Regions from separate parts of the Homo sapiens genome. Here all the other regions are linked to region 3. The links are chromatin loops, found by intact Hi-C in ENCODE. Cell type or tissue: Calu3. All regions are shown on one strand. Region 1 overlaps CACNA2D1 (calcium voltage-gated channel auxiliary subunit alpha2delta 1). Region 2 overlaps CACNA2D1 (calcium voltage-gated channel auxiliary subunit alpha2delta 1). Region 3 has its middle 160 kb from the start of CACNA2D1. Region 4 has its middle 290 kb from the start of CACNA2D1.

Region 1 (8,000 bases), 370 kb before region 3:
TCTTTAATTTAAAAAAACGCGCAAGAATCATGTATTGGTCCTCAACTAAAACTGAAGAAGGAATTTGGTAGCCAAATGGGTGCAACCTGAATCCTGTATTTTCTTTCATGGTAATGCTATTTTAAAATATTGCATTAAAAATGTTTATCCTACAAAAAACCAACATTGCAGATATTATGCCATTTTCATTTCTTCTAGAAATACACAGACTATCTTATGTAAAAGGTAATTTACATCTACTGGAAATATACATATCTCTGAGAATACCAGTATAAGAAAAGCATCCTTGGCTTTCTTTTTGTGTAATATAAAAAGAGAAAGAAGCTTGGATTTTAGGAAGGCTTGAACTAAGCATGACAAACTTCTCCCTTATATAAGCTGCTTGAGGCAGGCGCCAAGTCAGATTCATCTTTATAGTCTCACATCTGTACCTCTGATACATGAAGGGTTTGGCTCAATGTTTGTGGAATAAATGAATCCTCAAAAAGCCATGTCAGCAAATGTTCCTCTTGAAATGTTCTTTTAATGAGCTGGTATGACACTTGATAAAATTCATTAAATCAGACTTCCTCGCCCTTCCTTTTGTTGTTTGTGCTTCAGAGCTCAGCACTGGGAACCTGCCCTCAAGTCCTCCCCTTCCAGGGAAGGCTGGAAAGGGCTTGAACCAAAAGAGAAAAGAAAGCAAATGTTTACATTTACCTGCTCTGGGAACACAGACTGCTCACCTCAGCATTCAAATAAGTGCCCTCCAACCCCAAGGTGGGATGGAGAGAGATCCTGTTGTATTATGAATGTTGCTACTATAAGGCATAAGAAGAAGCAATAGGAAACACAGTTGGGCCACTGAATCTGGCAGCTTCCAGAGGCCTCAGAACATTCACATTTGCAGCTGCATTAACTGTGCTTGTTTAGTAGCTGACATTCACCATTCACATTTTCAAAGAGCTATTTAGATCGAATTTCAAAGGTATGTTTTGAGGGGACCAAACACATAGCACCATGGTAAGCTACCTCAATTTTGTAGATTTTTCATAAATTGCCATTAAAAAAAATCACATTGTATAGTAAGTAGAAATCAGCCTCAGAGGAAAAATGTACTAGATCAGATTTTTTTAAAAACTGCCCTTACATTTATTATGCACTTTCCCTCTTCACCTCACCCATCCCATATGGAAAGAACAAAATCATAAAAACATTAAAGAAATAGTATCACCCCAAATTCCACCACTGTAGCCCGATAAATGTTTACATTTTTTCCTAATTCTTGTAAAGTCTTTGTTCAAATGCACAATTAGAAAAATAATGGTAATCATGATATTACAATTGATCTGAAGTCATGTTATGTCATAGACATTTTACATTTTACTCTTCCCCAAGGAACACTGACCATATTATAACCAAGTCTTCATAATATTAGTTTTTAAATTATGTAATACCCTACCCACAATAAACTGTCATTCTATTTTATTACTCTGTGACATTTTGACCACAGAAAGATTTTTACTATTCCATCTTTGTGGCTTTTTAGTATTTTTCCTACTTTTAAAATTATTTTCTGAGAATAAATACTCAGCAATAGGAATACGAGCCAAAGAGTATGTGTATATTTATTGTTTTTAAAACAAATTTACTTTCCAAAATAATTTTTGCCAGTTTTACAAATTTAAATAGTCAGAATACTAAAATGTGAAGAAATAGCACCCCAAATTAGGAAACCATTCTAATTTGGCTTATACCCATCACATTGCTAACCACCATCTATAAAGATTTGTCTGGATAATGCTTTCGTTAAATGATGCATATTTTAAAGTAACAAATGTTCGCCTTTTTGTACTGCTGGCAAGTCAGAAAAATCATCCATTTTCAACAGTAGATTGAGGTAAGATTTCCATAGAGAAAAAGAGTAAAAAGCTAAACTTAGTTGAAAATAGATCATATGCCATAGTTTGTACTATGGGCTTTCTCAGTATCATCTAATTTAATGCTGCGAAGTAAATAATAATTGCCCCTGTTTTTACAAATTGAGATTCTAATATTAAGACTTGGTTGGCCGGGTGCAGTGGCTCACGCCTGTAATCCAAGCACTTTGGGAGGCCGAGGTGGGCAGATCACGAGGTCAGGAGATGGAGACCATCCTGGCTAACACTGTGAAACCCCGTCTCTACTAAAAATACAAAAATTAGCCGGGCATGGTGGCAGATGCCTACAGTCCCATCTACTCGGGAGGCTGAGGCAGGAGAATTGCTTGAATCCGGGAGGCAGAGGTTGCAGTGAGCTGAGACCGCGCCATTGCACTCCAGCCTGGGCAACAGAGCGAGATGTCTCCAAAAAAAAAAAAAAAAAAAAAAAAAAAAAAAGACTTGCTTGAGGTCACATAGATTTAAGGTAAAACACAGATCAGGTTGTTTCTACTAAAACATTCTAAATACATAAAAAATTAATAAACGAATTACACAGATACTCCAGGATTGCCTTCAAGCAGACGTGTCCAAACGTTGAAAATCAGCTAGCAAATTTCTTATAACGGGGAAGTAATTAACTGATTATTTGGGAGATACTGTACTTTTTCTGACTTTGGGTTAATTATAAAGAAGAATCACTTCATAAAACTTATTTCAGGTGAAAGAATTAATTATAAAGTGTTATATAGTGATGGCTACATAAAACTATATTTCAAACATTATTTTATTCTTGACATATTACTATTTTCACAACATGAACATTTCTACAATGTTCCACCAGTGTTCACAAATATTATTTTCCTCTTTTTTGTCAGTTTATTGCTGAAAAACAGTATACATACAGAAAAGTGTATAAATTTTAACAAGGTAAACATATTCATATGATGCATTCACATCAAAAAACAGAAATTACCATTATCCCAGAAATCATGCTTTTAACACCAGAGATTAGTTTTGCCTTCACAGATTTTTTTTTCATCTAGCAAAGCTCTGATAAATTCTGTGACCTTTATTGAAGTATTCATTTAATTTCTGCTACCTCTTCCATTTCTTCCCTGAAGACAGAAGTTTATCCCATGAGATCAAGTGAAGTACACCAGATGAAAATAGTAATATCAAATTGGCACTAGTAGGGACAACCTTTGAATACCTATCAGTTGGCGCATACTATACAGGACCTTTTTTTTTCCCCACTCTTACAACCACATCAAAACTAAAAAGATTATGTTTCCCTAAAACAACTCGCAGAGAGTAGTTATATTTGCATAACAGGATTTATTCCTGCTTAGTTCACTACCATCTGTTTTCATATTTTAAGTCAAAAGATTTATATATTAAACAATCTTATATAGCTTTTCACATGCTATTTTAGAAGGCAATTGGCCCAAATCCTGATTATTTTTTCTAAGTATATAAAGTTGTTTCCATAGGTAGGATACAAACCCTCAAACTCAACATCTTTTTGATATAAATAATTTAAAGCCTTATCACAACTGTGAAAAGAGCCACTACTTATCCCATTTGTGATAAATTATTAATTGAAGTATGCATTCAAATGTACACTTCCTGATAGCAACTTCTTTAATCCTTATGTAGAACATAAAACACTAAACAAAGGAGAAAAATCTTCAATAATTTACTTTTCTCTGAAATTTACATTTCTCTGAAATGGTTCAAGATGCTTCCCCTAATGGAGGATAAAATGAATTATGTGTGGAACTAGATAATTATTGTAATGAAAATGTTAGGATTTAACTATCAAAAGCACATACATAATATATGCTGTGTCACATCTTCCTATATTAATAGGTTTTAAATATTAGATTATTTATAATTAAGATTCAACAACCTAAAAAATATATTTTTTACTACCTTACCCATACATCTAAACTAAAATGTCACAGAGGGTAGGGTAAGGAAAGTAATTATGCAGATGTTATTCAAATCAGCCTGAACAGTTACCTATTTACATAAAAAATTGGATGTTTGACTTTATGTTGATTAAATAAGCAACTGATGTCTTTATTGCCTCTGTAACAATTTTATGATTTTTAAGCCACAGCCTTAGAATTTTCAAGAATATCACTTTAGAAAAAAAATAGCTATTCTTCCATCTTGACAACTTTATATCATTTAACCACAAGGGGGCCGTAGCTATCTTCTTTGAATTGTTTAAGCATGCCAGGAAGCAGATAACATTGAAAATAAAATCAATCCATTCTCAAAAATTAAGTAAACATAAGAAAACAATTAGGAACATACAAACCTGATTTTTGAAAGTAAAATGAATATGAAACACATGGGTTTTCCCCATACATGTTACACATTTGAAGCAAGATACTTTTCCCTACTTCTGTCTCCAAAACAGGCGTATCTCTGTACCTTCTGAACTCACAACAGACTTCTACCTTAAACAGAATTAGTATTAAGTATGATCGTTTGTGAGAATTATTAATAAAGCCACTATTGTTCAAGTGCTGCGATTTATCACTTGGGAAATAATAAATGCACCTCCAGTCTGTGCTAACCTGATGACCTGAGGTGAAATTTGAGAATGAGTAAAATTACCAAAATATGCTCCCCTGGCTAAGTGAGCACACTAAAAAAGGAAAATAACATCTAACAATGATATGCTTAAATTATGTTCTTTTTTTTTAAAATTAAAATTACAAAACAGTTGGAATGGTAAACTATACAAAGCAATAAACGTTTTGTTCAAATATTCTCTCTGGTACATTCGGCAAAATAAACTCCTCTCTGCAGATAAAAATATAACATTTGTCTTCTGAAAGAAATATTCCACACAAGTGCTAGTATAAAGTAGAACTAAACCAGCTGTTCCACCTGTGGCCCTGTGTTAATACTTTAGTGCCTTCAAAGATGTTATCCAGAATCCTCACCAAAGGCAAATGAACTTTCCCTGATGGGAGGGGCAGGCTGCTTCTAAAGCACTGGCCACATTATGAATTCACACTATATCCAATGATCCTTTTAAATTTCCAGTCGCTCATGCCATCCTCACATTATCACTTTAAATTTTGTTATACCAAGGAAGCAAAATGTTGATAACAGTAATAATAAATGCTGGAATAACAGAAGTATTCATCCTTTTAACAATATTGATGCAAGTTCTTAGACTCTTCTAATTTTAAAATTTCATGCCATATCTTTCATATTCATTCTCATGTTTTTATAATATCTGGATTTCCTTCATTTTTTAAAGATTTTTCCTCAAATGCCAAGCACCATTGTCTAACTACTCTGGTGGTTGGAGGATATTTCGGCTTTGAGATAACATTATGACAAGCCAACTGGACAATACAGAAGAGGACAAGAATGGCCTGGATGTAGTCCTAAAATGTTACAGTGTATGAACCCCAGTAATGTCTCTGTACTAAGGAAATGGATATTTCCATGACTCATTCCCCTCATTCATCTAATGGAAATGTACTCATCACCTGCTCTATATGCGGATGACTATGTGCCCATGAACTGTGGAAGAGGTATACATAAATTAAGCCTATTAACCCTCCCCATATTCTTATGTGAAAAGCCAAGGAGTGAACAGAAATGAGTAGGCTAACATTTGGCAAAATTCTCAGTTACACAGCACTTCCTTGTCGAGGGAAACCAATATTTGAAAAGAAAAAGCAACCACGGAGAAGAGAAAAATCCTCTCTAGAAACTCGTAACAAGTTACCAATAAATAGCGAATTATAGAATGTGAAACCCAACTTCCTAGGCCAAATGTTATTTTCTGCACAAATTTTAAAAGCCTTTGGATCCATTCTGTTTTAGGGTGGCATAGGCTCAGTCCATTCCAATGGAAACCAGAGGGTGATTCCAGGGCCCAACCTATATTAAAAACAGTGGTAGTCAATAGTATAATATGGCATCTGTATTCCAAACTGATAGGTACTCTAGACATGCATAACTAATGCACAACAACATCTCTCCTACACGTTTTTCAAAAGACCTTCAACAAGTTGCACTTGACATTCACAAAAGAGCACATTCCCTGTGATAGTGCTATTTCTCTCTTTAGTTTTAAATTAAATGTGACATTCATAATTTAATCTCTTCACTAGTCAAATGTATATCAGAAAAATTGACTTAGAGTAAGCATTTTCTTCACTGATTAATATTAGAATGGAGAATTCAACCAAAGCTATTAAAAGCTTTTGTCCCTTTCTTATTAGTAGTGTTTCTTACATTGAGCTTTTTATAAAAGCCTATAACTTGATATAACAAAAGTAGAAGAAAAAACAGTATTTTTAAGCTCTATTTCACCATGTTCTTAATATTTCCTCACTTACGGCAGATTTTCATGCCATAAAACTAATTTACCACCTACTGTAGGTGATATTAACTCTAAATTTTAAAATTGTATGAAGACTGAAATAAAATAATAAATAATCCAATTACTAGGAACTTACTAAAGAGACTCTCCTTCCTCAACCATGGTTAAATCCATTTACATTTCTAACTCAGTATTTTAATCCAATTATAAATAAAAATATCCTTTAATGGATCCACTTAAATCATAAACCAGCACTTGTAAAATTAAAAATTACCACAGTAATTCTATAACCTGGTACTTATTTAAAGTGTCTTTTTTAAATAGCTGGGTATTTACCCAACCCTTATATAAATTATGTAAAAAGTAAAGACCAGAAAAAAATATGTTCTAAATTCTAAAAAAAATTTTACAAGTCTCCCACTCTTAATACATTTCAAAATACTAAACTAATGATAATCATTTTCCCCCTGACATTTTCAATTTGAATAAAGACAGGAAATAAAAAGACAGTCTAATAACTAAAACTTCTAAAGCTAGATCAGCAAATTTTTACTGAACATAAGGCATCAGAGTGATGTGTTATTGGCAAAACATACAGACACACACACAGATATATACTTATATCATGTTTTCTAGATTGTTTTTTTTCCTACCTCCAATCTTCTGTGATTTTGTTCTATTGGGCTATACATCAGGTATGACTAGGTTGTCTCAAACCTTATTCGTTTAAGTACTTCTTATTTTATAATCAAATTATGGGCAATTTATAATCTCACATTAACATTTTGATCTAATTGGATTATTTTCTGAAAGCAAAGTACAGATTGCAAGCTAAAACACACATTAAGTATAAGCATTTGCAAAGATAGGACAGAGAGTCTTGAAAGAGCTTAATTTCAATATGCTATAACCTATAAGTAACTTACAAAGTGTATTCAAATATATATTCAGTACTTCACTATGTGTTGGTCACTATGTTAGTTGCTTTGTTATATATTAAAAAGAATCAGATACAAAGGCATCAAACCATAAAACACATTAGCACAAGTTATATGTGTGCAATTAGTAGCTTACCTAAAATCTAAAGATGTCAATTAAAAACTAAATATAAAGAATAAAGTACAGTTAAATGACATAAACATTACTACTCATTACTGTTACTCATGGTTGCTTATAGTTACACAATATTTTTTTCCACACACTATCTCATATATATTACAATCCAATTTCATCCCCTCAACATCTTACATGTTAAATAAAATAGATACTATCTTCTATTGTGAATGAGGAAATGAAAAGATAGAGGTCCTGAAACTTTGTCACACAGAAAATCACACAATAAATTCATATAAGAGGGGAATAAGATTTAAGTTGTCTGTCTTCTAGTAGTGTCCCACCACTACCTCACATGTAACATACCCACACTTTCTCATGCTATCACTAGCGAGGGGATTTATGCTAACCTTTTGAATGTGTTCTTATTTTTGACGCCTCAATTTGTGAACCAATCATCTACAACATAGGGGAGAGGCAAAATTATATCACACAAGTAGACATTCGCAAACACATAATGAAGTTACTAATAAGTCACATTAAAAATGGTCCTATTAAAAAGTGAACAAAGGACATGAACAGACACTTTCCAAAAGAAGACATATATACGGCCAACAATCATATGAAAAAAAGTCCAAAATCACTAATCATTAGGGAAATGCAAACCAAAACTACAATGAGATACC
Region 2 (8,000 bases), 560 kb before region 3:
ATCTGGAAGGATAGAGGACTGGAGGGATGACTGGTTCAGGGATAATTGAGGAATAGAGAAGAGAAGCACAGAGTTCAATTTAGGGTGAGGTTTCAATACATGTGAGATATGCAAGTGTACATGTCAAGAAATGATAACATTTAAAGCATGAGGCTCAAAAGAAGTCTTGGCTAAATAATTTATTCAAAAAAAAAAAAAAAAAAACAGAAGGCTTCAGGAAAAAAAAATGGTTTAAAGCCATAGGAAAACAAAACAAAAAAAAGTAGAGTAGAATAGCAGTCCCTGAGAAAACTAAGTAAGAGCAAGTTTCCATGGAAACAGGAGAGAAATCAGGAGATTGGACTGTTTTGGATGAGAGAAAAATGTGTCAAAAGGAAGACACTGTGTGGAGACAGGGAAGATGGGGACTTAAAACTGCCCAGTAGGGCCGGGCACAGTGGTTCAGACCAGTAATCCCAGCATTTTGGGAGGCCAAGACGGGTGGATCACCTGAGGTCGGGAGTTTGAGACCAGCCTGACCAACATGGAGAAACCCCGTCTCTACTAAAAAATACAAAATTAGCCAGGTGTGGTGGTGCATGCTTGTAATGCCAGCTACTCATGAGGCTGAGGCAGGAGAATCACTTGAACCAGGGAGGCGGAGGTTGCAGTGAGCCAAGATCACGCCATTGCACTCCAGCCTGGGCAACAAGAGCGAAACTCCATCTCAGAAAAACACAACAAAACAAAACAAACAAAAAAATGCCTGGTGAACTCATCCACATTATGTAGGCAGCCTTGGGTTGGGGGGGTGGGGAGGGCAGAACGAATGGACAGCAGGAGCATCTGAATGCAGGCAAATCTGCAAAGTGCCTTGGCTGGATGCAGAGCTGGAAAACAGGGTGGCATCTGTAGGGTAGACTGGGGGTCAAGAAAAGTCTATTTTAAAGCTAGGGGTCACTCAAGCATAAGAAGACTGGTGTTAAAGAGAGAAGGAAGAAAAAGATGCAGGAAATAGAAGAGAGGTAAAAAATAAAGCTCGTCGAAAGGTAGGGACAGATGGATCCAGGTGACACACAGAGGAATGGCCCTTTAGGAAAATGCACATCAACTTCATTATTCTAGGAAAGAAGAGTGGAAGCTGACCGAGCCAGGTGGTATGTGGATTTGGATGATGATAGTTACTGTCTGTGGCATTTGTCTCCTTTAACAATGAGGCAAGATGATCAGGATAATGAGAGGAGAAGGAAGGCTTAGAGAAAAGAAAAAACAAGAGGTAAAATGTCCTGCACAGATAGTAAGTCCTTTTTCATGTTTATTTTGAACAAGACTTTCATGAATATCACCAGTGTGAGAATAAAGTTCCAGTATATTTATTTACTGTTTTCTATAAATTCAAATATTGAAAACTGAGTATCTTCAGGTCCAAATGACCAGTCCCACTGCCTCTTTTATCACTCTTCTATTCTTTGGTTATTGGATGCAAGCTTATTCTACATGTTCCATTTTCAAAACAAATAAATGTTAGCATTTCCCTGTATTGGTAAGTAAAAATACAGTTTGCCAATACATTAATAGTAAAGTGACCTTAGAGAATTATTAGAAATGGTTACAGGAAATATTATTAACTGACTTATTTAAACCATGAATCACCATAAAGGTACAAGTTATGCAGAAATTGAGCACTGAATAATGTATTGCTCAGAGTCTTTCAGTTGGCCTTGACCTGCTTTTAACACAGAAAAGTGAAGCATCTCATTAAGTGACTTTAACACAAACTGATTAAATGTAAATTCATTCATTAAATATATATTCAGTAGTGTATAACAGAATTACTATAATTGCACTCATAGTAAAACTCACAAATAATGTACAGAAAGGAATAACTTACAAAGTATAACTCCCTATAGCAAATCTTACTCTCCTAGGAAAGTGATGAGAAATTTGAAAGTTTACAATCAGATAAGACTATATTTCACAGATATCTTAGACTCATCAGCTTATATCGTATTATGTATGTTTTAAAAATAGGTTAATTTTCATGGGCTGAAGTGGCAGTCTTTGATAACACGTGCCTACATACTAATTTAAAACCACATATTAAAAACCTTAGAGCAAAAGTGTAATAGCAAATATATTACAGAACTTTGAAATGGTATATGGCGAGTGAAAAGAGATTGAAGGAGCTCTGATTTTTTCATCAATTAAGAAAATACTTCTTGTAAAAGTGTGTATTTAACATGACAGAGTCAGAAATCCAAACTAACATCACATTGATTCCTTTTCCAATCCCAGAAAATTCAACTAAGTAGGTCACTCATTAGAACTGCTGAGGACAATTTCTGTTAGCCTGTTTAGATAGGAAGGCACGTGTGTTAACATGGGCATCTGGGGTAAAAATCCTGGAGGGTTTGTATTTCTACTCCAGCATTGGGGCATTCTTTCCTTTGCCCTTCCACATCTCTTGTTCCTTCTGCCAAAAACACTTTTTCCCACTATATGTACTGTTCCTCTGCCTACAATACTTTTTCTCCCTTCTTCACTCAGTCCTCATGAAAGTTTTCATGACCTTCCCTGACTAGATTAAGTCACCCAATACTAAGCTCTCTTAAATCTATCTCTTTTTTACAGAGCACCAGTTATAATTTCATATTTCTCTGTATCCTAGCTTAATAAATAGACCCCTCTATTGGATTATTAGCCCACATGGCCAGAGAATATGTCCACACCACCACTGCATTTTCTGTACTTGGCATGTAATAAACATGCTATAAATATTTACTGAATAAATGAATAATGGATAAATGTTTAAACTCTTTGGATGTGGACTTTAAGAAAATTAGAAGCCAGTATAAAATGTTGATCAATAATCAAACTATGGAAATTAGAAGTCAGTGTAAAATGTTAATCAATAATCAAGCTATAGATTTATAAGTAGATGAATTGCATCTTAGCTCTGCAATATGTTGTTAAACTTGTACATTCAAAAGTACAAATACTCTGTCCAAATAGACATTAAAATACTCAAATAAAGATATACAGAACATCTAACATAGAGTCTGACATACAGTAGATGTTAAATGGCAACTCTATTGTTTTAAAAATTATTTTAGTAAAAAGGATTAGGATACTCAGTACTAAAATTAGAACAGATTCCTAATTCATAAGATTCAGATAAACTGCCTCAGCTGTATTGAGCTTGAAATAAAGTTCACTAACAGGATGATACAAGTGTCCCTCAAACATTAGTTTGGTGTTTGAAACAGTTTCTGATAAAACTATGATCAATGCATTTCAATACTTCCAAAGAAACTTCTTATTAAATATCCCAGTCAGGTACACAAATTGAAAGATGCTTTCCAGTCAAAACAAAGTATCAGTATCTCAAATGAAATAACCCAAGCTTTTGGTTTTGTAAAGGCAGTCTCTATTTTTGCTCTAATTTCCCCTGCTGAATATGAAATCATTCCATAAAATATTTCTGAGAAGAGGGACTCTGCTTGTCATCACATTATGTCAGGATACAAACAATGAAATATTCCTGTTGCCTTAATACACGCTACAAGTCAAAGAAGCAGAAAGTTACGGGAAGTGCCCTTTGTCTGGAAATGGCAACTAGAACACATCTTCTTGGAGTACCAAGTCTTCCTTTGAATGGTTTAGTGCAGTCAAGTAGTTCTGCACTGGAAACATTAAGAATTAATGACAAAAGACATTCTTAAGGTCACATATTCTACTTGAAACTTCAGTGAAAGAGAAGTAGCTCATTTATTATTTGCCCACTCAACCTGTCTTTTTAAAATTATTTTTAGTTTTAAAAATGAGAAAGGGTCTTACTATTTTGCCCAGACTGGTTTCGAATTCCTGGCCTCAAGTGATCCTCCCACCTTGGCCTCCCAAGCAGCTGGAATTACAGGCATGAGCCACTGTATCCAGCTCTCAACATGTCTATTAATTCGCATCCCTTCCCCTCAGAAAGACCGTTCTCCTATGTATGGATTCTAAATGTTTAAAGGCAGGCTTTCTTTAGGGTACTTTGTACATTGTTTAGTCCTAAAGCATTTTTAAGAAGCAAAAATAGGACACAACTATAGTTTCTGAAAAAATTGTTCAATATTTATTACTTAACATGTCTTAATGTTTTATTTTCTCTATTTCTGGCATGTAAAATAAATAATGGTGCAAAATTGTTGGCTCAAGCCATGTAATCATCAGCAAAAATAATAATTCAAATCCAGACCTGACTGCTTTGGAAAAGGATTTTTTAAATTAAAATAATATTAGTACACTTATTTACACAAGTTAACTATGATGGATAACATACACAACAAATTTATATTTTGTAAGATTAAATAATTTAAATAAGAAACAATAAAATTTTGCATATTAGTAAGTACAAACACAAATTATGGTATCAGACACTATCCACATTTTGGCCACCAGATGGCAATGCAGGAAAATAAAAGGAAAATGACCAGAGGCTGTGCGCTCCAAAATTTTGGCTGTGCTTGTTTTATGTACTTATTCCTATTTTTAAAAAACTTTCAAAATTTATTTTGATTTTCATATTTTTCATAGTAGATTTGGACTATAAGAGATTATATGAAAATGATTATTCTAAAATCCGGATAAAATAGCTGATAACATTTATTCTTACATATGTGGATACATTCCCAGTTAAGAGTTATTTCTGGAAAACTGATAAGAAATAAGATTTATAAAGTGGCTGTTTAGAATTCAATGTCTGGGTGAAATGTTATAACTGCAGTCAGGACTTTGGTTCATTTGCTACTGTGACTTAGCTGCATTTTTGTATGTTTAGTATGTCTTTGAATTTCAGAAGTCAATAAATGAATAGAAAAGCCCAGATTAATAGAAAAAAATGCTTTCTAGGTTATCTGTTACCAAATTACTTTCCAAAAATTTTGTGCCAATTTAAAGTATATATGTGCTAGTTTCACTGCAGCCTCATAAACACTTCCCATTTTTTATTTGCTGAACTGTAAATAAAAATATTTCAATATTTTAACTATTTGAATTTGATTGCTAGCAAAATGACCCTTCTCATATATTAATTTTTGTGTAGTTCTGTTTTTCCAGATTGTTGCTTACTATTTAATCTAAACCTATGAGCCTATTCCTTTACTATTTCTTAAAAGAGTTTTGTACTTAGAAAATCAACCGTCTATCAGTCAGGAAATTATTCATCTGTAACCTTACTGATGTTTCATGGGTTTTGGTATATAGTCATGGTGGAATTTAGTTTCCCCAACACTATGAGGTGATAACAAAATTAGGCAATTTGTTTTTACAAATAGCGAAATTTCCCATTTATGATACATTCATTCATGATACATTCCTTACAACAAATTAAGATTTTGAATACATTTCTGTAATTTTTTAGTCCTTTGTCCCTCCGTTATTTCATGAGCTTGCTTTTTAATATGAATAATTTTAAAAAGTATTAGCTAACATGTATTGAGAATCACCTGCGTGCCAGGCTAAACACTTGATATCCATTAAGTTGTTTAACTTTCAACAAGCTACAGTTTTAGTTTTAATAGGCTTCCCATTATATAGTTGAGGAAATGAGGTGTACGATGTTAAAGTGTTCAGAGTCAAACAGCAACCAAGATTCAGAGCTCAACCCCAAGCGCAAATTCCCTGACGCACTTTTCTCTAAGGTCTTTAATCATTTTCAATTACAGTTTAATAACAGAGGAGAAAGCTACCACATCCCGTCATGTGATATTCTTCACAACTGTCTTCCTACTGCAGTAACTTTAGAAATTTTTGTCAAATTAAAATTGCTCTCATGAGTAAATTAGAAAAACTGCTATCTTCACATGGGTATCCTTTTCATTCCAGGAAAAATTATTCATTAATTCCAAATATCAAATCTTTTAAATATATCTCTCACACTCTTTTCTCTATCTTTAATATAGGTCCTAAATATATTACTAAAAGTACTGCTAGTTAATTCATGACTTTTGCTAATGTTGTGAATGTGATTTTAATTTCTGTCGTTAATCCCTGTCCAGGGAAAACTAGAAGGTATGGTCACCCTCTCACAGTCAGAGACATAAATATCTTCACTAATGACACTCATGGAGTTGGCCACTCCACTCTTCAAGTTGACGGTGCTGTTCCCAACAGTGGCTGCTGGTTTGCGGTTTCCTTGGTCCATTGTATAAAAAAAGAAACATATTGAGAATGAATTATCTCTTCTTTAATCAATTTAGGAAAACCAAGTCTAGTCCAGGCCTTGCCTCTAATAAGCATTACAGCCAAAACTGATTCAATTATCTCCCCTAAGCTGCAGATTGCTCCTTTCTGAAATAAAGGGTTTTTCTAGATTAGGTGGAAAGCCCTTCAAATTCTAAAATTATATAATTTACATCAGCTAGTTTAACAATCAGGACAAAAATGTAAATATGGAATAAATTCTGTATATGTCTAAAAAATGGCACCAGTAGATAAAATGGAATACAATTCCCTATAATTATAAAGACACGAATTGTGTTTGCCTATAAATGTAAATCATCATTCATCAAACATTTCAATAAATATTTTCATTTTTAAACAAATATTTCAAACAACTCAAATCATGATGTAACCTATATTTAGTCTGTTTACCTTGTTGAAATCTTGGATGGATTTCTGAATAAGTCCCAATTACCATTTTTAATATATTCTTTTTATATTTTGATAGAGAAAATTTTATAATTCTCTAATCATATTCATTTAAAAACATTTGAAGCCATTGAAAGTATGCTGTTCTTTTACTTGAAATGTAAACTGAATTTAGGATCCCCCTGCATCTCCACCTGACATTTCTGTCTTCTCAACCATCTCTTAACCAACCACTGTGCACTCCTGAGTCCACAGCACTTTTCCAACTGGAAAAATGGGCAGCTTTCTTTCCCACTCCATCATTCTCCAGGTACAATAACCTTATCAGTATTATTTCCATTACAAATGTTTTTTGCATAGCCCTCTAGAAATTTGAATGCCAGCTCCTGAAGACAAAACCTTAATGAAATGATGAAACAATCACATACTGTCTGATCTGGTCCCCTTTACCAACACTGTGAAGCAGACATGACCAATATGTACAATATTTTCATGATACCTGAAGCTGAGTACTTGGAAAATTCCCTAGTTGAAAAATAAACTAAAACAGATGGCTCAGTTTGCTTGAAGAACACAATAAGAATGGCATACATAACTAATGTGTTTGTAGAGCAGAGATACTACAATACTGATCATATGAGTGAGGATGACTGGCCACATAAGAACACAAAGTTAACTTATCACTGATTGAAACTGTTTATAAAATTCTGACATCCATCTAGTACATTTTTTGTTCAGCACTGTTCTGATTGACAAAAGGTAGAGTCAATTCAAGAACCACCACTACGTGCCTTGAACTACTCTATGTACAGTAACATTAGTACAAAAAAGACTCTCTCTATACTCAAAGAAGCGTACATTCTTGGAGAGGAGGGAATACAGAGATATAGAAAATAACAAACATATGTAAAATATCAGGTGAAGAGAAATGATAGAAAAAATGAAGTGACGTGAAATATTAAATAAACGAAGTGGTTGAATAACTAAAATCGGAATGCTGTCTGAGAGACAGTAGTCAGGGAAGGCCTCTCTATCACGCAGTATTTGAGCAAAGACCTGAGCTGGGGGAAGATCTGGGGGATGATCAGGCAGCTATCTAGGCCTGGAAGCATCCAGATTCATGTAATGGTAAGCAGAAGTAATTTCTCATCTGTACACATCTACAAGACATTCACTAGACAGAAAGGATACATCCGCCTTTTAAGAAAGTTTATTCACATCACCAATGAATTCTTATAAACATTAAATTGTATCTGGGATGCAGAAACAGCTGATGACAGTTATCAACTAGGGTTGAAGGAATTATATTCAATTTAACTCAGTTCCACTGAGACAAATTATATACATCTGGAAAACTTAGAGCATGATTATGATATAAATTAATGACA
Region 3 (8,000 bases):
TAAAACCCCGGTATTGTATGAAACACTCTTTAATTCCATAGAGGACAAAGCAGAAGTAAGTGTTTGCAGGGCTAAAAAAAACTATGTACAGAATATATACAGTTTCCTTGACAATAAACAGCTATAGAAAGCTTATGGTCCTTATTGAAGGAATGCAAGCTTACTTAAATTCTGGCAGCGCTGAGACCTATGCATAGCTAGAGATAAAACAGACAAAAATTCTGAATACACCGTCCAGACTGCAAGCAATTGTCTCTCCAACTGACAGTAAATGCCATGGCATAAAAAGCAAGTATTCTTATGCAGACAGAGCAGATGATCCTCCTGGGACTTAGAAGAGGCCAGTAGGTGGTGCAGAGCTAAAAGATGAAAGAAGGTTGAAATCTGAGTAGGAATATCACGAAGGGCTATGTGTTTTCACTGAACCCTCAGTACAAACCTTTCATAAATTAATACTGTAACCATACTATGATATATTTCTGGTTTGCTTCATCTGTATTTACACACATAAACACACACACACACTGCTTATGTTAACTGCTTAAATGATTAAGTGTTTTTCATCTTATAGAGTCCTTCAGTCACTTTTAGTAAATTCCTTTTGGATAACTAAACATTCAAGAGCAACTTCTTTTACGTAATGTTATAGACAGGTGCCTGAATTAGGAGAACCCGAAAATAGGCACTCCACATACACTTTATAAAATGATGCCTTCATGACAATGTTCCTCATGAGATTGCAAATGTTCATAGAAATTTTAAGGTATTGGGGGGAGTTTGTAAAAAGGAGTATACAGTGTTATTTGTACAGTTTTAATACTACATTTATTGCTCTGAAATAAAATTATAAAAAATATTTTTTTCTTGAGCATCTAAACATTTATTTTAAATTTGATTGTATTCATTAAACAATTATAAGTTGCTATGATTAAGTCTTCAAACCCCTTAGACAGTAGATAAACAAAAATGATTTGTAAAACTTATTAAGTATATGTATATGCCTCTTCTTTAAAAATCAGCACAATGGGCTTATTACATTTCTTACTTTTTCCAGTACTGTTTTTGTATTTTTCTGGTATCATTGCCACTCTTATTTTGAAAACCTCTTAGGGATTCAGTGATATCATCTTGATTTCTTCTGATGATTTCAGTGATGCATGCAGAGCCGCATCACACAAATAATACTTTCTCAGACTCTCTGAGGTTGTAGAGACTTAGCATAAGATCAGTAGATTATTTTGGAGTGACAAGAATGAGTTTGTGGTGATGATTGCACAATTTTGTGAACATATGGAAAACCATTGAAATGTATACTTTAAATTGGTGAATTATATCTCAATAGAATTATGAAAAAAATAGCCAATCAATTCTTGGTTGCGTCTCCCAAGGGTATTCAAAATCTAGGCACTAATCATCATGTAACTTCCTTTTACTAGCCAAATTTTGGCTAGTTCTGTCAATATGGATTTTTAAGTCCACACCTTTCATATGTTTTATAATTTTGAGCCTGGTATCTTTCCCCCCAAAATGATTTTTTGAAAGTCTTATTTGGCCAGTGTATGGCATGTAGTTATAATTCCTTAGAGGATTTCAATTCATAGGATCATCAAAGGTTTGACCTTCTGGGAAATCAGGAAGGAATCTGAGTAGAGAGGCTCAAAGGAAGATACCTGTAGAACAGGGGTCCCCAACCTCCAGGCCATGAACTCATACCGGTATGTGGCCTGTTAGGAATCGGGGTACACAGTAGAAGGTGAGCAGGGGGCAAGCGAGTGAAGCTTCATCAGTATTTACAGCCGCTCCTCATCACTGGCATTACCGCCTGAGCTCCACCTCCCACCAGATCAGCAGCAGCATTAGATTCCTAGAGCAGCACAAACCCTATTGTGAATTGTGCACGCAAGGGATCCAGGTTGTGCACTCCTTATGAGAATCTAATGCCTGATGATCTGTCATTGTCTCCCGTCAACCCCAGATGGAACTGTCAAGTTGCAGGAAAACAAGCTCAGGGCTTCCACTGATTCTACATTATGGTGAGTTGTATAATTATTTCATTGTATATTATAATGTAATAATAATACAAATAAAGTGCACAATAAGTGTAATGCACTTGAATCATCCTGAAAATATCCCCCATCCCAACCCTGCTCCATGAAAAAATTATCTTCTCAGAAACCAGTCCCTGGTGCCAAAAATGTTGGGGACTGTTGCTGTAGAATGTTTGGTAGTATAGTGGTCAGGTGCACTGTCCCTAGAGCCAAACTACCTAGAGTTAAATCCCAGCTGTGCATCCTGTTAATTGTGTGATCATGAGCACATTATACAACCTCTGTGTCTCAGTTTTCATTTGTGAAATGAGAATAATAACAAAATCTAACTCACACAGTTATTAGAAGGATTGAATGCATTAGCATGCATAAAGCATGAGAACATAGTAATTTGCCACTATTATGGTATTAGTAAGAACTTTATACTACTAATGATCATTATTTATTAATACACAATACCTTTCTACCCATCATCACTTTCTTGACTCTCCTTATAGTTGGTTACTTTTTGTGACCACCAGTATTAGTTCTTCCTGTTCTTGGTGTAGTGACTATTTCCCATGCACTATTTGATTTACTCATTGTTCTTTAGATTTAGGCTTGCATTAAACAGATTGAAACATATTTATATGTGTATTTCTAAAACCGATATATAAAAGCACTATACACATAAAAATGAATGGTCCACTAAACTACATATTATAATGAATGTAAAAGCTAGTCATGTCTTATTTACCTTAGTTTTGTTTGACCATTCTGTTTCCACAAACTTTATAACTTCTCTTTTGAATATTATATGCCCATACCTTTTGTAGACTCAATGTGTACCAGTTGTCATCTTCATTATGATCAACATTATCATTAGTATAATTTTATTGCTCTAATGATCAAATTTGAAACTGGTTGGGGCAATGTGGCGAGACCCTGTCTCTACAAATAATAAAATAAAATAAAATAAAATAAAATAAAATAAAATAAAGTAAAATAAATTAGCTGGGCATGGTGGCATGTGCCTATAGTCCCAGCTACTTGGGAAGCTCAGGCAGAAGGATTTCTTGAGCCCAGGAGTTCGAGGCTACTGTAACCTATGATAACCCCACTGAATTTAAGCCTGGGCAACAGGCTCTTTTTAAAGAGACGATGTCGTTATACGATAGCATCTAATCGTTATCAGTTTAAAGAAATCTCACATAAATTCAGAGCAAATCTAACTTTTAAAAGGTTTCCTCTGCAGCAATGTGCTTTTGTACCATTTCTAAAGAAAAACTGATTTGGTAAGATTATTACCACTATAAATATAGACATAAATGTAGAAAAATCTTTCTTAGTATACCAGTTTGGCAACAAATAATGTGGGAATTACATATCAGAAGTAGAAAACTGGGATCAAACAGATTTTAATTAAAATTCTGGCTCAGCACCTACTGGCTCTATGACTCAGGGCAAGTTTACCTAATCTTTGTAAACTTTACTTTCAAAACAGAAACAACAACATCTGCCTCTTAGACTTATTGTGAGGATTACATGAAATAACATTTAAAATGACAGTGAACAAGGCTAGCACTTGCCATCTATGGACGTTATTAAATACTTTTTATTTATGAATGTATTATATGATTCTATAAAGTCCTTCTTCCCTGCTTAGAGTAACAGTATCATTATAGGTAAAATTCTTTCCCTCGAGTGTAGTGAACTGTGATAGTCCCCAAGATCTGGCATTTTTGGAAGCTTATTACGGGGACTACAAGTGGTAGTAGTGGAAGAGAGTTAAGAGAGCTCCAGACAGATCTCAGGTGATAGCTACTCTCTCTTACAGAAAAATCTCTTGATGTGAATTTTGTTTTGTTTTGTTTTTTTGAGACAGAGTTTCATTCTTTTGTTGCCTGGACTGGAGTACAATGGCGCAATCTCGGCTCACTGCAAACTATGCCTTTCAGGGTTCAAGCGATTCTCCTGCCTCAGCCTCCCGAGGAGTTGGGATTACAGGCATACGTCACCATGCCTGGCTAATTTTTGTATTTTTAGTAGAGACGGGGTTTCGCCATGTTGGCCAGGCTGGTCTCGAACTCCTGACCTTGGGTGATCCGCCCTCCGCGGCCTCCCAAAGTGCTGGGATTTCATGCATGAGCCACCACGCTGGGCCTCTTCATGTGACTTTGAAACAGACTTTTAATTTATGGAAATATTAAACAGAGTGGAAAAGACACATGGGATTATTTGGGCTAATATATATGGCTTATATGTTCAAGATAAAGCCTTGAACATATAAGAATAATAAAATATTTTCATTATCTCATTTAATCTTTTCAAAATTTAGGTTAATAATTTCTTGTCTAAATTTATTGACGTTTGGCCGGGCACGGTGGCTCATACCTGTAATCCCAGCACTTTGGGAGGCCGAGGCGGGCGGATCATGAGGTCAGGAGATCGAGACCATCCTGGCTAACACGGTGAAACCCCGTCTGTACTAAAAATACAAAAATTAGCCGGGCGTAGTGGCGGGCGCCTGTAGTCCCAGCTACTCGGGAGGCTGAAGCAGGAGAATGGCTTGAACCCGGGAGTCGGAGCTTGCAGTGAGCCGAGATCCCGCCACTGCACTCCAGCCTGGGCGACAGAGCGAGACTCCGTCTCAAAATAAAATAAAATAAAATAAATTTATTGACGTTTAATAAGATGCTAGTTGTCTAAATTTATTGACTTTTAATAAGATGTTGCTATGTGAGTTAATTTACGTAAAGCACTTTAATGATATTAATAAAAGACATTAATTTTTTTGTATGGTTCAGCTGGGCCCTCAAGAACTGCTATGAATCTTGGTTTGGGGGAAATATTTACTAAACAATAATGGCTCCCATTTAGTGTCACAATAAAGGGTACTTGAGGTTTGAGAATTTCTTCCTAAAAATGTGGTGTTAAACATTAGGTGCTGGCGCCCCTTAGCGTACACATGGATTATTACAGCTACATTGATATTCACCTTTGTCTTTGGTACTTTGAATGTGAATAAACCTCCAAAGATCTGTGAGAAAATATGCTAATATAGAAATCCCCAAAATATATGTGTTAAGAATAACCTCTACACCACTGCCTCCTTTGTGATCGTTTTAATAATCCTTATGCTGTTTCCATATTGTTAGATATCTCCTATTCAGAGAGCACAATAGATTCAATTTAGGTCTTGATGCCATATTTTCCGGTTACTGTTGTGCAATGTGGGTAAACTATGATAAAATAGGTTGTCCTTGGTGTCCAAATCTGGCCTAGATTCCTAGATTGCCCTAGGTAAGGCCATCATCATTTTAAATTGGTTTCTTATTCAAAATAGGCACTGTCCTGCTGTAGGTTGAGAATATTCTATTGTGCATTTCTTATTTAAAAAAAAAATCAAAGTTTGATTCACTGTGAATGGTAATGAAAAAACTAGATTAAGGAGAAAATGTAGAAATTTGTCATTGCTCCTATATTTTGCAGTTAACAGTTTATTAGAAACTTATTTAGCTAAGGAAATGTTTTCATCAGTTATCTCAAATTCAATGCTAAGTTCTTGTTATTCTGATTTTTCTTGCATTCTTCATATTGTTCCTTATAGTTTTTATTAATGCTGTTCACCAAGTATTTCCAGTTCTCTTCCTGAGCACATGGTAGAATTATACTGTCCTCCTGTGAATTACACGTTAGCTATGCAGCTTGTTTTAGCCAATGAAATGCTAGTGAAACTATACATTTTACATGGGGGGGTAAAATTTTGAAGCCAATTATTTGCCTTTCTCTCCCTCTTTCATGATGACAAGAGTATTCCAGATGGAGGCTACTTTGTGTCCCAGGAGGAAAATAATGCAGTGTAGAGACCCCAAATGACCCGTAGCTGAAATAGAGCATGAATGAGAACTTAAACCTTTGCAGGTTTTTGAGACAGAGTCTCGCTGTATTGCCAGGCTGGAGTGCAGTGCCGTGATCTCGGCTCACTGCAACCTCCGCGTCCTGGGTTCAAGCGATTCTCCTGCCTCAGCCTCCCAAGTCGCTGGGACGACAGGCATGCGCCACCATGACCAGCTATTTTTTTTTTTTGTCTGTATTTATTAGTAGACGAGGTTTCACCATGTTGGCCAGGTTGGTCTTGATCTCGACCTTGTGATCTGCCTGCCTCTGCCTCCCGAAGTGCTGGGATTACAGGTGTGAGCCACCGTGCCTGGCTACCTTTGCAATTTTAAGCCATAGAGATTTGACATGGTTCTTTACTGTAGCATAACATAGCCTATCATAACAGATACATTCCTCTTCTTAGATGTACCTATTTTTAAAAAATTCCATTAATATGAATTATTGTTTTTGTAAAGTTTTTTTTAAAAAAGATAATCCGTATATTCATAATCATGACGATTAATAATTCACCACCAGTATTACAAACTGAGTTGTTTTTTCTATTAGTAGCAATAGGTTGTAGCTGGTTGTTAAAATATTTTCTTGAATGTGATGAACTAAATTTTGAGATGGCCTAAAAGGTAAAGATGACAAATGTCAGTTTGACTTTGCCCAGAATGTCCTGAAGAATGAATTTCTTTTTTATTTCCCTAGTATTCATTTAAACAGAAGTATACATTTTATGTCCATAAAAAGTTTATGAAATATAAAATTCTAATAATCCTTGCTAAACAAATATGAATATGATCAACCATTATACCATTAACTTTTAAGAAATCTGTCTTAACTTTGAACTGCCCTGGATTAAATCTGATATATCTAGAATCAAGAGAATCTGCAATGTTAAAAGTAACAGCATAAATATTCAGAAATATTACCACGTCATACAATTGTATAACCAACGTTTTTTTTTTTTCCTTGTGGACAAATATGTAACTGGAGGACGTTTATATTTAGTTGCTTTTGGCTTCGGCACTTGCAGATACATAATTATCTTATTTTCCTTTTGTATTTTATTCTTTTTTATTACTTTTCAACAATAATTCATTCAGCTAGGCGCGGTGGCTCATGCCTGTAATCCCATCACTTTGGGAGGCCCAGGTGAGTGGATCACTTAAGGTCAGGAGTTCAAGACCAGCCTGGCCAATATGGCGAAACCCTGTCTCTACTAAAAATACAAAAATTAGCCAGGCGTGGTGCATATGCCTCTAGTCCCAGCTACTCAAGAGACTGAGGCAGGAGAGTTGCTTGAATTCAGGAGGCGGAGGTTGCAGTGAGCCAAGATCACACCATTGCACTCCAGCCTGGCCAACAAGAGCGAGACTCTGTCTCAAAAAACAAAAACAACAACAACGAAACACTAACTTAATTCATTCATTCCACAAATAATCACTAAAAGCTTGCCATATACCACATACTGTTCAGTATTATGATTATTTAATTATTACCTCAGCTTTCTTTGAAACCGGTGCAAGATAAAAATGGCATTCTATAGCTCTGAAATCTAGATATGGCTGTTTCTGTAAGAGGTAAAATTTTCTAATAATTTTAATATTATAGATTTATTTTTACTGACATATAATTTACATGCAATAAAACAGATTTCGAGCATACTGTTTAATATGTTTTGAGGAATGTGTACACCTATAAAACTACCACTCCAGTGAAGTAATAATGGAATAAACTTCATGAGAATTGCTAAAATCACAAAAATTGGTACGACCAAGATTTGATAAGAAAGTATAATAATTGAAACTCTCATACATTGCTGGTAGAAGTGTCAAATAGCACAATCACTTTGGAAAATTGTCACTTTCTTTTTTTCTTTTTCTTTTACAGATAGGATCTCACTCTGTCGTGCAGGCTGAAGTATGATGGCTTTTTTTTTTTTTTTTTTTTTTTTTTTTTTTTTTTTTTTGAGACAGAGTCTCGCTCTGTTGCACAGGCTGGAGTGCAGCAGTGCGATCTCGGCTCACTGCAAGCTCTGCCTCCTAGGTTCACGCCATTCTCCTGGATGGCACTTTAATAGCT
Region 4 (8,000 bases), 130 kb after region 3:
GCCCAGCCAAAGTTGTACTATTTAACAGCCTCACACTCTCTATCTTGTGGTTATATCTATACCTACAATTTTTCCAATATTGAAATAGCCTATTTGATAATATGGAAACATTCCTACCCATTAAAAACTCCTTTTAAAAAATCCTAGACAGGAATAAAAATCTTTTGAAATGCATTGCCTTGTGATAAGGTGTCGAAGTTCTGTCTTCTCATTGGCAAGTCAACATGGTAGGGACTCATCTTTCTGTTCTTGCAGCTTTCAGTTCTAACCAACTCCTGCGCTGCTTCTCCTTTGGAATCTTTCTTTTCCACTTGCTGGGCAAACACAGAAAGGCAATTTCTTCCCTCTCTATTCTTATCAGAAAATAACTGCAGGTATATGAAGTGTAAACTATATATGTATTATGGTTATGGGGCCAATGCAAAATGTCATATAACTGGAGGTTTTTATTGACCATTAATTTAGGGCATATCAAATGCCAAGAACAGATATGTATAACTCAGGTCACAAATTTGAAGCAATTAACTCTGCTGTAGTTCACTGGGAGAAATAACCTCTTTTTTCCCTTTCTGTATCAGAGCTAGACATATTGTAGTAGGTACTACGCAATACATACTTGACTGATTCCAAGTCAAATAAATTCGACAGCTATGATTGAGTGTCTATTACACGCCAGTCCCTTTTCAAGGTGCTTGTGATCTGTCTGTAAAGAAAAGATTCCTGTCTCGTGAAGATTACATTCTAATAGGTGAAGCCAGACAATATATATTGAATAGGATAAATAATTGAACTAGGTGACATGTTAGGAAGTGACAGGTACTATGTAAAATGGAAAAAGTAGAGAATGTGAGAGGAATGAGGGGTGGTGGAGGGGATGGTGGGGCAGATGTTACTGTTTTACAATGGCTGGGCCTTGATGAGGCAGAGTTTGCCAAAACATCTCAAAGAAGAGGTTTTCACTTAGAAGGAACAGCCACAACAAAGGCTCAAGGCCAGTGTCTCTAGCATGTCAGAAAACATGGAAGAAAGCCAGCGTGGCCACAGCAGAGTGAGCAAGGGAGAGAACAGCAGAGCAGTGGATGTCACACGTCACAAAGTGGTTTCTTCAGGTATTTTACTCTAGAATTCGCAATGACTTATTTCATCAAATTTCTCTGTTCAAAAATCACTTCCATGAATAGAAATAGCCAAATGAATATGGAAAATATTTTGATATTTCTTATTATGCATAATAATGGTCAAAAAATGCATTTGTATTATGAAATATATTATGATAAACAGATCTCATTTGGAATTATAAAAAGTACATGAAAAAATTAATTTAAAAAATTCAGTTTTGGGTTAAACTTTCAATAAATACACTACCGAACTCTAAAAGTAAAGGGTAATTGAAACGCCTATACAAACAGAACTTCAGTCTTAGCACAGATTTCTCACATTACAGAATCTCCATTAATGTTGGCTACTTCCCAATTTAGGGTTTTCTAGTGATTCAGGAATTTAGTCACTTAGTGTCATCTAGTGGCATTTCTTGGTATAGCAAATAAAAGAGTTTAAAAATATTTGTCAAATTGATATAAAAGGGGCAGAAATTGGCCGGGCGCGGTGGCTTACGCCTGTAATCCCAGCACTTTGGGAGGCCGAGGCGGGCGGATCACGAGGTCAGGAGATCGAGACCATCCTGGCTAACACGGTGAAACCCCGTCTCTACTAAAAATACAAAAAATTAGCCGGGCGTGGTGGCAGGCACCTGTAGTCCCAGCTACTCGGGAGGCCGAGGCAGAAGAATCGCGTGAACCCGGGAGGCGGAGCTTGCAGCAAGCCCAGATGGCGCCACTGCACTCCAGCCTGGGCGACAGAGCGAGACTCCGTCTCAAAAAAAAAAAAAAAAAAGGAGCAGAAATTATGGATAGCCTTGGAAGTACTGTGGTATTAACCAATCAAATAATTTAAAGGCTGTTAAAACAATAACATGGGAAACAACCAAAGATAATCAATAAGGGAGTGATGGCCTTCACACTGATAACCCGACCGACCCCAACTTGGCATCGGAAGGCAGATTTTCAGAATTAGGGCTCTGTCTTTTTAGGTTTTATCGAAGCCAAAGAATTAAAAAAAAAAAAGTTTCAGAGCTTGAAGAAACTATAAGCAGCCATCATTCCAGTATGTGAAAGTATAATACTAATGCTCACTTAATGATAGCAATGAGAATACCTCAAAATATTTAATGCAATTACAATAAAAAATTAACGTAATTTATTGGTTGATCATTCACTTCACCTCAATTTTTGTGACACATTTTTTGGTGTCGTCTTTCTATTGGAAAATCGCTTTATAATAAATCTTCTCAGGCCAGTGTGAGGTTTATTTTCAAATGTATTTCTTGTTCACTGACTGATTGAACCATAAAGCGTCAATTCTGCCAGTCATTTGGGTAAGTGAGGAGCACTGCTCTGGGAGTCAGGAACCCTGCGTTCAGATCCAGCTCTGTCCAATTGTGAACTTAGGTCAACACTGTGAGTCTAGGTTTCAATGTCTTCACCTTAAAAAGAAGGCAAAAGTGTTTTGCTTTAAAAATATGTTGTTATAATAGCCTATTATGCAACCACATTGTAATAAGTAAATTTTATTACAATGCTTTACTATATTATTAATATTATTTTCTACTCCATCATGTACTTAAATCTTAGCAGTTACAGAAATAATGAAATATCTTTCTCCAGGAAATTATAATACAGTTAGAGGCTTTTGAGATGATGATGGAGACAAGAATCTAAGATAGAAGAGAATTTTTATTCTAAAAAGAGAGAAAAGCGAAAATATTAATACATACTGTCTAAGAGAAAAGGGATCTAAATACAAATGGCACTATAAATATTTTAGACCTAAAGGACAAATATTCTGCTAGCTGTTGTCACTTGATTTTGATACTTTGTTTATCTTTTACTTCGGGGTTACAAAATCAGTGAGTCAAATTATTACATGCCTTGTAAGAGGTCATAATTTTAGAAGAGATTTTATTAAATCACTATTGCTATATGACATCTGAACTGTTAATAGTTTTTACATGCCATTAAAATACCCACTAGATATGTTAAACACTTTTAAATTGATAAAGCTTTTGCATCTGATTTCACTTTATTGTGTAGTATAAATTTTACTGGGATATTTTTATGGTAGAGCATAAAATACACAGGCATATCACCCTTTCTACAATACATTACTCACCTGAGTCCTCAACATTTGGGACATCACATAGTATTGGAGAGCCTGAGTTCACATTATTTTGATTTTGTGACCTTGATTTTTAAATCTTGAATTAAAAAGTACAGTTCCGGAAATAGGTGATAAATAGATCAGTTAAATCTAAAGGCAGCAGTAAATCAGTAGTTTTAAAGCTTGTTTGTTGATAAGGATCTTAAGGGGCATTTCCTCAAAATACAGTTTGCTAGGCCATGTTCCAGACCTGCTAAATTAGAATCTTCAAAGAAGGAGTCTCAAAATGTTGTTTTTGTAAAATGTGCCCCCTGGAGATTATCGTCGTATTAATTTATAAAGCACAACTCTAATTCAAATATAAAATATAGCATAAGACACAATCTTAAAAGGCAAGATAAATAAGAACCCCTTTTCTAATACTTCTAACTTTGAATAAGTACCTTCACTAATTTAAGTCTTGGTTTTCTTTTCTGTAAAAAGGGTAACAATGATTGCACCTAAGTAAAGATAGGGTGGTGAACGTTGAGTCAATGCTCGTAAAACACCTAGTACATTACCTGGCACAAAATAAGGGCTTAGATAATATTAGTGTGATTATTGCAATGTCAACATCGTCATTCTTACAGAATGAATTCAGTTCTTATGATTTATAGTCACTTAAGAAATATTTATTCACAGTGGAAAATTTCTAAAGTTATTAAAGCTGTAGAGAAGTTGAATCGTAAAATAAGAGTATGTTGTACTCGTGTTTTGTGTTTGCATAAATCTTGAAATAAACTTTTTGGAAGTTCTTTGCTTTCAAAGAGTTATACTCCCACCTTGTGGCAAAGGGCTGTAGAGCAAAGACAACAGTACCTGACTCCCTTGGGGATCATGGGATCAAAAATTATTTTTACAAGTGAAGAAATGAAAATAGCTTTACAAATATTGGCCAATAAGTGTAAATGAATGAATAAATAAAAAAGTAAATTTTTAAACAAGAAAGTAAAATTAAGAAATAAAATACTAACTTGAGAATTGCAAATCTTTCACAGGCAGGATGCCGCCAAGGTAATGATTTGCCAGGTGCATTCGTTTCTTTGGAGACCTCAGAGAACTGAGTAAGCCAGATTTGAGCTTGGAAAAGTCAACATGATCAGGGCACTAAGAGTTCGAGTTACAGGCAACCCCCACTGTGTCTCAGATACTCAACTTAGGTAGAACATTGAACATGTGTTAGCCAGTTGAAGTTCATCATAACTTTATTTGTAGATTTGAACTTTATACATAGAATTCAAATTCCTAAAATCATTTTATGTGTATTTCAAGAATCCACTTAGAGAAATATTTAAGACTAATTTTACGTGAAATCTTGTCTTTCTATGTCCCGTTCCTCTCATATCCATTGTCTCTCCTTGACAGTTTTCATGATGATGGAATTATTGATTTAGAATTAAAGCACAAATTTCATGAAGATTTTACTTTATTTCAATTTCATTGTTCAAAATGAATATTCAAAAATCAGACATTTATCCGATCTGCCATTAATGTGAAACACATTGATGTGAACTGTCAATGGTGCACTGAATTATTTCTTTCTTATCAAATTTCATCAGTTCAAATGTAGATTTTAATACTTACCAGCTTCAAGTTAGCAGCATTGGCCAGCTGAAATTAAGTTTAAAAAGCCATTTGGTATAAAATAATTAATTAATTGCTAGCAAGCTTCTCAGCATTTTCTGATTTTGCGTTTAATGAAACTCCTCTGAGCATGTCAAAGTATCCCCTACTCAATTCTCATCCACAGGTATTCAATTATCACTCTATTAATATATAGACCAATAATGGCTTCCTTAGTAGCAAGTAGACTTCACCTTGCTAGCAATTAGGAGGAAATTACTCCTGAATCACATGGAGAAGGGGAACATTTCTTAATAGGTAATTCTTTAAACTTAGAGAACTATGATAGTGCTTAGACTAATATAATTTGTAACAATTTTCCTGTTTTTAAAAAATGTGTCTTTAAAAAATAGAATGTTGGGCTGGGTGCTGTGGCTCACACCGGTAATCCCAGCACTTTGGGAGGCCGAGCGGGGTGGATCACCTGAGGTCAGGAGCTCGAGACCAGCCTGGCCAACATGGTGAAACTTCGTCTCAACTTAAAATACAAAAATTAGCTGGGCATGGTGGCAGTCGCCTGTAATCCCAGCTACTCAGGAGGCTGAGGCAGGAGAATCGCTTGAACCTGGGAGACAGATGTTGCAGTGAGCCGAGATCACGCCATTGCACTCCAGCTTGGGCAACAAGAGCGAAACTCCATCTCAAAATAAATAAATAAATAAATAAATAAATAAAAGAATGTTGAAGGATTAAACAAAACAGGGACATTAAAGATCTTTGGCTATTGTGGGCCTGGCACGGTGGCTCACACCCGTAATCCCAGCACTTTGGGAGGCTGAGGCAGGTGGATCACCGGAGGTCAAGAGATCGAGGCCATCCTGGCCAATATGGTGAAACCCCATCTCTACTAAAAATACAAAAATTAGCTGAGCGTGGTGGCACGTGCCTGTAGTCCCAGCTACTCGGGAGACTGAGGCAGAAGAATCGCTTGGACCAGGGAGTCGGAGGTTGCAGTGAGCCAAGATCGTGCCACAGCACTCCAGCCTGGGCAACAGAGTGAGACTCCATTTAAAAAAAAGTCAACAATATTTAATAATTAATGATTATTACAAATTTTTATATTGTAATACAACAAGGCATCTGCACATATTGATCAATTGTACACTAGAGTTATGATCCTCAATGGGCTTATGGAATAATGATACAAAAACAAGCATTGGAATGACTATAATACATAATATAAACTGTTATGAGATTTTGGAGATGGGAGAGGTTACTTCTAAGAATGAAAAGTATCATAGCCAGTAATAGGAACTGTTCTCCATCAGTATTTTCAAGTTCCAAATTCATTATCCTTCTATGTAACCCATCTACTAAGTGCTACCAATAAATCATTCCCCAAATCTGCCTTCTCAGCTTGTAAACCTAATTGACTATTAAAACACCAACAGAAAAAAAATCAGAAAACAAATGTGAAATGATGCCACCAAAAGTTCATAGTTTTTATGAATGGAAATGAATGAATAAAATAGTAAATTTTATTGAATGAATGAATGAATGAATAAAAAAGTAAATTTCATAGATTTTATGAACTTTTGGTGACATCATTGGGACCCAGAATCACTAGTCAATTTTTATTTGGCTTCGCTCAATTCTTTCCTTCATTCTTTTGGGCATTGTTTTATTTTATTTTATTTTTTTGTAGAGACAGGATCTAGCTATGTCGATCAGGCTGGTCTCGAAGTCCTGGCCCCAAGTAATCCTTCCACCTTGGCCTCCCAATGTGCTGGGATTATGAGTGTGAGTCATCGTTTTGGGCAATTGCTTTGAAAGAACAACACTCTGTTCATATCCCTGTTCCTGTCTCCTACAGAAATCTCCATTACTCTCCACTTCTCTCAGCTCTTTTATTTCCTTGGGAAACTTGTAGTCAGCAAATGTGTAGTTCTACAACTTTTTATACCACCCCTCACCTACAGATATATATGCATCATATCTTCTGCCATCTACAGTAAAGGGCTTATATATTTAGTTATTTTAGAGACGGGGTCTCACTCTGTTGCCACACTGGAGTGCAATGGTGCAATCATATTATGCTAACTTCAGATTTGCGCCTCAGCCTCCCAATTAGCTGGGACTACAGGCATGTGCCACCATGCCTGGCTAATTTTTAAATAAAATTTGTAGAGTTGGGTCTCACTATGTTGCCCAGACTGGTTTTGAACTCCTGGCCTCAAGTGATTCTCCTTGAGGAAACAGTAAAGAGGACTTTGTCTTGCAACTTGGATACCAGTTCAGCCAAAGTAAAATAAAGCACCAAGCAGGCCCCCATTCCAGGACGTTGCTCCTGGATGTAATTTCTAGACTTACCCTGGGTCAGGAGAGAACCCACTGCCCTGAAGGAAAGAACCCAGTCCTGTCAGGATCCATCATATGCTGATTAAAGAGCCCCTGGGCCTTGAATAAACATCAACAGCAGCCAGGCAGCAGTTGTCGTGGGCCTTCGGCAAGATCTAGTGTCATACTGGTTTCAGGTGTGACCAGCACATTCCCAGCTACAGTGGCCTTGGCCATAGGCCTCCTTTCCTTTCTACTTTAGGAAAGGAGAGAGGAGTAAAAAGGATTTGACTTTCAGTAAAATTTGACTAAGCCAGTAATATTTGAATGAAGTCTATGCTACTTCATTTTTTATGTCTTATACTTTGAGATACACACCTGGTACTGTAATAGATGTTGAAGATACGTGTTGAGCAAGAGCCCTGATCCTGCCCTCACAGGGTTTACAGGCTGATTGGGTGAGAGACATTAATAATTATATTACTATAGAATGATCAACTGTAATAAATACTATGTAGGAAAAATATTGAATGGTAGGAAAAACTAAAAGGTCAGATTCAGTCTAAAGAATCAAAGAAAACTTGTGTTATTAGTTTGATTAGGGACTAACTTTCTAGTTATAGGGATAAAATCGGAGATAGTCATCTTGTTCTTCCACTGCAAAACATAAACACACTAAGCTTGAGGAGACAAAATACGCAGCAGTAGGGTTCTTACCAAATGTAATAGGAATGGCATAATGGACACTGTTGGGTCATGTTGATTCAGATGTCCCCAGGAGACAGTTATTTGGTCTGTTGTTTCCATAAGCCAGTTGAAAACAGACCTAATGTTGGACAAACTTC

What was found. Peaks named below come from ENCODE experiments on the same cell type or tissue, not always from the same donor. Only the 100,000 strongest peaks of a DNase experiment are listed, where the experiment ranks them.
Region 1: a loop joins it to region 3, with 15 times the contacts of the local background. A loop is called at or near these places in 11 of 110 quality-filtered maps.
Region 2: a loop joins it to region 3, with 10 times the contacts of the local background. A loop is called at or near these places in 42 of 110 quality-filtered maps.
Region 4: a loop joins it to region 3, with 6 times the contacts of the local background. A loop is called at or near these places in 29 of 110 quality-filtered maps.

The regions. Positions count from the first base shown.
Region 1 is chr7:82,230,536-82,238,535 of GRCh38, forward strand. All of the region lies in intron 3 of CACNA2D1 (calcium voltage-gated channel auxiliary subunit alpha2delta 1), which reads right to left. Among named protein-coding and RNA genes, the nearest start is that of CACNA2D1, 210 kb to the right of the region's middle. In Calu3, a CTCF peak has its summit at 4,134 (motif pointing right); no DNase peak of the experiment used is centred here.
Region 2 is chr7:82,040,268-82,048,267 of GRCh38, forward strand. The region is part of intron 10 of CACNA2D1 (calcium voltage-gated channel auxiliary subunit alpha2delta 1); the gene reads right to left. Among named protein-coding and RNA genes, the nearest start is that of CACNA2D1-AS1, 35 kb to the left of the region's middle. In Calu3, no CTCF peak of the experiment used is centred here; a DNase peak (open chromatin) is centred at 4,434.
Region 3 is chr7:82,600,464-82,608,463 of GRCh38, forward strand. No RefSeq gene overlaps it. Among named protein-coding and RNA genes, the nearest start is that of CACNA2D1, 160 kb to the left of the region's middle. In Calu3, no CTCF peak of the experiment used is centred here; a DNase peak (open chromatin) is centred at 4,978.
Region 4 is chr7:82,725,569-82,733,568 of GRCh38, forward strand. No RefSeq gene overlaps it. Among named protein-coding and RNA genes, the nearest start is that of CACNA2D1, 290 kb to the left of the region's middle. In Calu3, CTCF peaks have their summits at 1,542 (motif pointing left), 1,755 and 4,038 (motif pointing left); a DNase peak (open chromatin) is centred at 4,053.